Regions from separate parts of the Homo sapiens genome. Here region 1 is linked to region 2. The links are chromatin loops, found by intact Hi-C in ENCODE. Cell type or tissue: CD14-positive monocyte. All regions are shown on one strand. Each heading gives the region's core, and the rest is flanking DNA. Links, peaks and the distances in the headings are about the cores only. Region 1 overlaps BAIAP2 (BAR/IMD domain containing adaptor protein 2). Region 2 holds the start of TEPSIN-AS1 (TEPSIN antisense RNA 1).

Region 1 (2,500 bases), core at 1-2,500, 190 kb after region 2:
CCTGGGCAACATAGCAAGACCTCATCTCTACCAAAAATTAAAATAAAAAAAAAAATTAGCCAGGCACACAGGTGGGGCACGCCTGTGGTCCTAGCTACTCAGGTGGCTGAGGCAGGAGGACTGTATAAGCCTAGGAGTTTCAGGCTGCAGTTGAGGTGAGATCACACCATTGCCTTCCGGGCTGGGAAACAAAGCAAGACTCTGTCTCCAAAAAAAAAAAAAAAAGAAAAAAGAAAAGAAAAAAAAAAGTGCCAGTAACAAAAATGGAAGAGCAGGGGCTTGGAAGAAAATCTCAGAGACATACTCAGGAGGTGTTCTGGCATTGGCACCCCTGACGGCTCAGGGGCAGGTGCCCAGTGGACAAGCACACTGACAGCCCAGAGCTGAAATGTGACTCAGAAGTCAAACTCTTCATGAAAAATAAGTTTTAAGAAAACCCTACCAATTTACTTCACATGAATTCAATATATGATTATTGAAAAATCTACCCAAACAGGGCCAGGCGCAGTGGCTCATGCCTGTAATCCCAGCACTTTGGGAGCCCGAGGTGGGTGGATCACCTGAGGTTGGGAGTTCGAGACCAGCCTGACGAACATGGAAAAATCCCACCTCTACTAAATATAAAATTAGCCAGGCGTGGTGGCGCATGCCTGTAATCCCAGCTACTTGGGAGGCTGGGGCAGGAGAATCACCTGAACCCGGGAGGCGGAGGTTGCAGTGAGCCGAGATCACGCCACTGCACTCCAGCCTGGGCAACAAGAGCAAAACTCCGTCTCCAAAAACAAAACAAAAACAAAACAGAAAAAACAAAAAACAAACAAAAAACGAAAAAACACTACCCAATTATAAGACAACTGTTCCAGTAAGTATAAAATAAAAACTCTAAGCAAGAGCAAAAGCACCCTGTTGTAACTGACAGCCTTTCCCCCAACAAGGGGTCCCCAGCACCTCATGGCCCAGGACATCAGATCTCATGGTGCCGCGTGCATCCCACCCCTGCCCATCAGAGTGAGGACTAGAGCACTGAGGATACCAAGGCTGGTGCCACCTGACCTGGGACAGGCCCCAGAGCCTCCAGGGACCCTGGGAGCATCCTGCCCGCTGTACCCACTGCCCAGGGAGCAAGATTTGGCCAAGGTCATATGGCCAGGGGACTGGCCAGGCAAGACTCCTCCCGGCAGGCCTGGCAGGAAGCCCAAGGACCAGGCAGCATTTTCCAAAGCTCAGGGGTGACCAAACCAAGAGCCAGCAGACAAGGCTCTATAGCGTGAGTCAAAAAGACCAGGGGCAGATGGGGGTTAACTTGAGGGAGGTGCTGGGGGCGCCACTGTGCCTGACAGGCAGAAACGGGCCCCCGCCAGAGGCAGATCCCCAGCCTCCTGCCCCCTAGAGGGGACTCCTCAGCACAGCATGGGCTCAGGCCCTACCTCCCCACCATCTCCACAGCCTCCTCCACTCTTGCTCCCTGGGCTTTCTGGTCCCCTTGTTGCAGGACCAACACCAAGAGCCCCTGGGCCACAGTAGGAGAAATAGCCCTCAGCCTGCCTAGGCCAGCCCCACACCAGGGCCACCTCCTCAGCCTGCACTGCCCACAGCCCTGGGAAACAGGGATTCCAACTGCATGTGGTGTGAGCTGCCACCACCTCCAGGGAGCTCTCAGAGGGCCCAGGCCACCGCCCGGGGAGCAAACCCTCAGCAAAGGCGGGACAGTGATTCAAGCATGAATGCTCCAGAATCCAGAAACAAGATGTGTTCATTCCCAAATACCGATGGGCCCCTCACAGGCTGGCCGCCGTTCCATGCCCAAAGGAGGAATCCGTGGGCAGGACAGATCAAGCCCTTGCAGTCACAGAGCCAAACGGGTCCCTTCTCGGCCTCCCTTTCTGCCTCTGGGTTGAGGCCCCTCAAGTCATTGTGCAGCTGTACAGGCACAGCCAGGGGCCAGGAATGAATCAGCGCTCGGGGGAGGTGGAAGTGCGTTGGAGGCCGGTGCCAGCACCATCCCCGCCTGCCTGTAATTACTAGGGATCTTAGCGCAGGCTGTGGGGGGCGGCTGACGGCGCCGGCCGCCCAAGTGCAGAGCTTCCAGGGGACCACGGGCTCTGTGCAGCCACAAAGATGCTTCCCTATCCTGGGGCCTCAAAGAAAGTCACCAGACAAGGTGGCTGGGAAGGCAACACAGGGCAGACTCTGGCTCAATGTAAGGAAGGACAGGAGCCAGCCTCAACCAGCAGTCAGTGGCACCCCGCCTCCACAGACGGTGGCGAGTGTCCCCACCCATGGTGGCACCCACAGGCAACACTAGCCCAGGGCAGCTGGCAGAGAGGGCCATGCAAGGCTGGGTGGAGACAAGTGGTGATGTCCAGCTCTGCTCACCACCTGCCACTCCTGCAGTGACGCTGGGGTTGCTCCCCTGACCAGGGCCCAGACCTGTGAACTGGGGAGAAGGGTGAACCGGGCTTCAGCCTCCCGGCCAGTCTGCCTCCTGGAGCTCGGAAGG
Region 2 (4,135 bases), core at 1-2,500:
TCCAGGTTCTCCCCCATGCGAGACAGGAGTGGGGGCATGGCCTCCACTCACCCTTGACCCGGCCATTCCCCCTGGCAGGGTCGAGGTGGTGGCCCTGAGTGACTGTCAGCAGGAGTTGAGCTTGGTGAGGACTGTGACTCGGGGACCACGCGCCTTCCTGAGCCGCGAGGAGGCACAGCACTTCATCAAAGCGTGAGTGCGCCCGGACCCGCCCTGCTCTGCCTCAGCCCCAACCGTGGGCGAGGGAGGAGGGAACGGGCCGCACCCGCCACCCAGGTGTCCCCTCTGTGCAGGTGTGGACTGCTCAACTGTGAGGCCGTGCTGCAGCTGCTGACCTGCCACCTGCGTGGGACCAGTGAATGCACGCAGCTGGTGAGCTGCACACGCGGGCGGGAGGGCGTGACTGTGTGCATGTGCCTGTGTGCGTGTGTGTGCGTGTGCGTGTGTGTGCACGTGTGCCTGTGTGCACACCTGTGTGTGAACATTCCTCTGTGTGGCTGTGCGTGCGCACATGCCTGTGTGTGTGCGTGTGGGTGTGTATGCCTGTGTATGTATGCCTGTGTGTGTACACACTCGTGCATGTGTGCGGTGTGTACACACTTGTGCACGTGTGTGGTATGCACACATCTGTGTGTGTGTGTACATGACTGCATGTGTGTGGTTGTGTATGTATGTGCCTGTGTGTGTGTGCATGCACATGAAAGTGTGGACACGTGTGTGCGTGTGTCGGGGGGCGTGCGGAGGAATGAAGGTAAGGCAATCGGGGCAGCAGGTCACGTGCTTCTCGCTGGGGTCTGTCCAGGAGCCGGGGAGGACATGGCTCTGGTGTCCGGGAGCTGGGGTGTAAGGCGGTGAAGACAGGGCTCTGGTGTCTGGGAGCGGGGGTGTAAGGTGGTGAGGACAGGGCTGTGGTGTCTGGGATCCGGGGTGTAAGGCGGTGAGGACAGGGCTGTGGTGGAGCTGTCTCTGGGGCCTCCTGGCACTCCAGTCATTGATGAGGAGGAAGAAGAGGGAGAGAGATGGCCAAATAGGCCTCCCTGGCGTGGACCTGCTGCCCCATGGGTGCTGATGTCCCCTCCCTTCACCCGCAGAGGGCGCTGTGTGCCATCGCCTCCCTGGGGAGCAGCGACCTCCTCCCCCAGGAGCACATCCTCCTCCGCACCCGGCCGTGGCTGCAGGAGCTCAGCATGGGCAGCCCGGGACCTGTGACCAACAAGGCCACCAAGGTGGGCAGCTGCGGAGGCCACACGCACACCGGGGTCCAAGGGTACAGTGGGAGATACGCTGCAGTCCACGGCCACCCCGTCCCTGCCCGGCGCCTGGTCAGCCCTTCCCGGACCCCCTCTCAAGTCCCTGTCCCGCTGGCAGAGGGAGCAGCAGCAAGTCAGGGTCCTCACCTCCCCATTGCCTTCCCGCCTTCCACCCAAACTCTGCAGCACTCACAGTACACTGGCCTCTACCTATTCCTGGAAGCCCCCAGACTCCGCTGCCTTAATGTTCCTGCCCTTGTGTCTTGGCCTCACACTTACCTCTTCCAGGAAGCCCTCCCTGACTGCACATGCAGTTTGCCACCCATGACACAGCTCATGCTCAACTCCCAAGCTCCGGAGGGCAGAAATGGTTCCATTCATCTCTGTGCACTTGAACACTCTGAACTGCCTGGCGGCCACTGGAATCACACGGGGAGGCCTCTCCCGGCCGCCAGGCCCTGGCACCTTCCCTCTGCCTGTGGGCATTCCCAGCTTCTTTCTTCCTGTTTTCTCCCTGGCTGCTGGAAACACAGGTCCTCAGTCACCCATCCCCAAGTCATCCTTAACTGTCATTGGCCATCTGCTAGCTCACCTTTCAGTCAGAGCGACGAGTGAGCCTGGGGTTCGCACCACCGCAGGCGAACCTCATAGTGGGGTTTCTAAAACGGGCATGCTGGAAGAACCCTGCGTCCAACAGTTGGAAATGCCCAGATGTGCCAGGCCACGTGTTCACTCCCTCCGGCAGTGCCTGGCGGGTTATGACGGGGAGGGTGTCCATTTGTCTAGTAGTGAGTAAAGGAGCAAGATTCGAGGTGTGTATGTGACACCTGCCCCGTGTCGCCAGCACCAGCCCAGCAGCTGCTCTCGGTGGGATGACAACTGGGTGCACTGCCCCAGCCCCTCCCAGCAGCCGGTGTCCTGCCCAGAGGTGGCCCTGCCCTCTGGGTGGAGGGACTGAGGAGGTCCTAGGGAGAAGCGGGCCCTGGTCCCCACATTTCCCAGGGTTGCATAGGAACCTCCCTGGTTCCTCCTTCCTCTTTCAGATCCTGAGGCACTTTGAGGCCTCCTGTGGGCAGCTGTCCCCTGCCCGGGGCACCTCAGCTGAGCCTGGCCCCACAGCCGCCCTCCCAGGCCCATCTGACCTGCTGACCGACGCTGTGCCTCTCCCTGGGAGCCAGGTCTTCCTGCAGCCTCTGAGTTCAACCCCGGTCTCGTCCCGGAGCCCTGCTCCCTCATCTGGGATGCCGTCCAGCCCTGTGCCCACCCCACCCCCAGATGCCTCCCCCATTCCAGCCCCCGGAGACCCCAGCGAGGCCGAGGCCAGACTGGCAGAAAGCAGGCGGTGGAGACCTGAACGGATCCCAGGGGGCACGGACAGCCCAAAGAGAGGCCCCAGCAGCTGTGCGTGGAGCCGCGACTCCTTGTTTGCTGGCATGGAGCTGGTGGCCTGTCCCCGCCTGGTGGGGGCTGGGGCTGCTGCGGGAGAGTCCTGTCCTGATGCTCCCCGCGCCCCCCAAACATCGTCCCAGAGGACAGCAGCCAAAGAGCCTCCTGGCTCAGAGCCGTCAGCTTTCGCGTTCCTGAACGCCTGACCCGATGGCCTGGCCCTGGAGTCTTCAGCTTCAGCTGCTGTCTGGGGCGGTCTGTGCTTCCTGAGCAGCCTCAACCGTAGCTGCTACAGTCTCCAGGCAGCTTGACTTGAGAGGACGACCCTAGGGCTACCTCAGTTTCCCCCATCTCCTCTGCCAGAGGCTCTGGCTATTTGGACTTGAATCCCTACGAGGGATGGCAGGTGGCAGGGCTTCAGAAATGTCGATCTCAGGGCTCTCAGGGGGCAGTCCCTGCCTGTCTTGCTCTCAGACATGAGGTTTCTTGTATGAATGCGGAAGCGACTACCAGGTTCCTTATTTCATTTTGATCTCAGCTCCCTCCTTCCCCAGGAGGTCATGAGCAGCAACAAGCCACTGCTCCCCCGTCCCATCGGGGTGGGCTAGGTGCTGAGGCTGGGTTTGGTGCATGTGGGTTGAGGGTGTCTTGTCCGGGCTGCCTTGTGCTGTCTGGCCTGAGGCCATTTCAAGTCTCAGATCCCTACGTGATCCTTCCCTGGCTCTCACCTGCTCCTTTAGGCTGTAATTGCTTCCTACACACGAAGCCTCTGATTGGAGCCTCTGGTCCATCTCAGAAAAACCTTCCAAGAGCGCTGGGGTTTATGCTTTCTGAATAAACACTACTGTTTACATGAACCTGGGCCGCTTATTTTTCTTTTTTTGTGTATGTGCATTTTAATGAAAATACCATCAATAAGGGGCACACACAGAGGACTGCTTTCCTCAAAGGAGGGACAGGCGGTGTTCCTGAAACGTTTGGTAGAACTTCCCACTGGCACTGTCCTTGCAGTTCACCTTCTTAATGGCAAGGTTTTAAACTATGAAATTCAGTTTCTTCAATAAATAATAGACTATTTGGGTTATCTATTTCTAATTTCAGCAGTTTGTGTCTTCAGGGGATTGGTCCATTTTATATCAGTTGCTGAATTTGTGATTCCGTTTTTTGTAGTAGTCCTTTATTCTTCCGTTCATGCCTGTGGGGCTGTAGTCACACTATCACACTCTTCCTGTCATGCCTGTGGGGCTGTAGTCACACTATCACTCTTCCTGTCATGCCTGTGGGGCTGTAGTCACACTATCACTCTTCCTGTCATGCCTGTGGGGCTGTAGTCACACTATCACACTCTTCCTTTCATGCCTAATATTGGTCACTTGTTTTCCCTTTTTCTTGGTCAGACAGTTTATTAATGTTATTAGTTACTTCAAAGAACAAACTTTGGTGTTTTTTTTTTGTACTTCACTAATTTCTGTTTTTCAGTTTCCTAGTTCACTAATTTC

Evidence for each region. Peaks named below come from ENCODE experiments on the same cell type or tissue, not always from the same donor. Only the 100,000 strongest peaks of a DNase experiment are listed, where the experiment ranks them.
Region 1: it touches region 2 in a loop (2.3-fold over the local background); 16 of 110 quality-filtered maps call a loop at or near these places.

Annotation. Positions count from the first base shown.
Region 1 is chr17:81,039,868-81,042,367 of GRCh38, reverse strand. All of the region lies in intron 1 of BAIAP2 (BAR/IMD domain containing adaptor protein 2), which reads right to left. Among named protein-coding and RNA genes, the nearest start is that of BAIAP2, 6.0 kb to the right of the region's middle. In CD14-positive monocyte, for the core only: CTCF peaks have their summits at 1,175 and 1,381 (motif pointing left); a DNase peak (open chromatin) is centred at 1,380.
Region 2 is chr17:81,227,635-81,231,769 of GRCh38, reverse strand. It overlaps TEPSIN (TEPSIN adaptor related protein complex 4 accessory protein), which reads left to right. Exons shown (of 13, transcript NM_001363764.2): 10 at 79-192; 11 at 294-372; 12 at 1,092-1,226; 13 at 2,294-3,493. The coding sequence ends at 2,842. It overlaps TEPSIN-AS1 (TEPSIN antisense RNA 1), which reads right to left and starts at 3,063. Exons shown (of 4, transcript NR_135654.1): 1 at 2,393-3,063; 2 at 1,843-2,032; 3 at 1,530-1,768. In CD14-positive monocyte, for the core only: a CTCF peak has its summit at 1,111 (motif pointing right); no DNase peak of the experiment used is centred there; H3K27ac peaks cover 730 bases.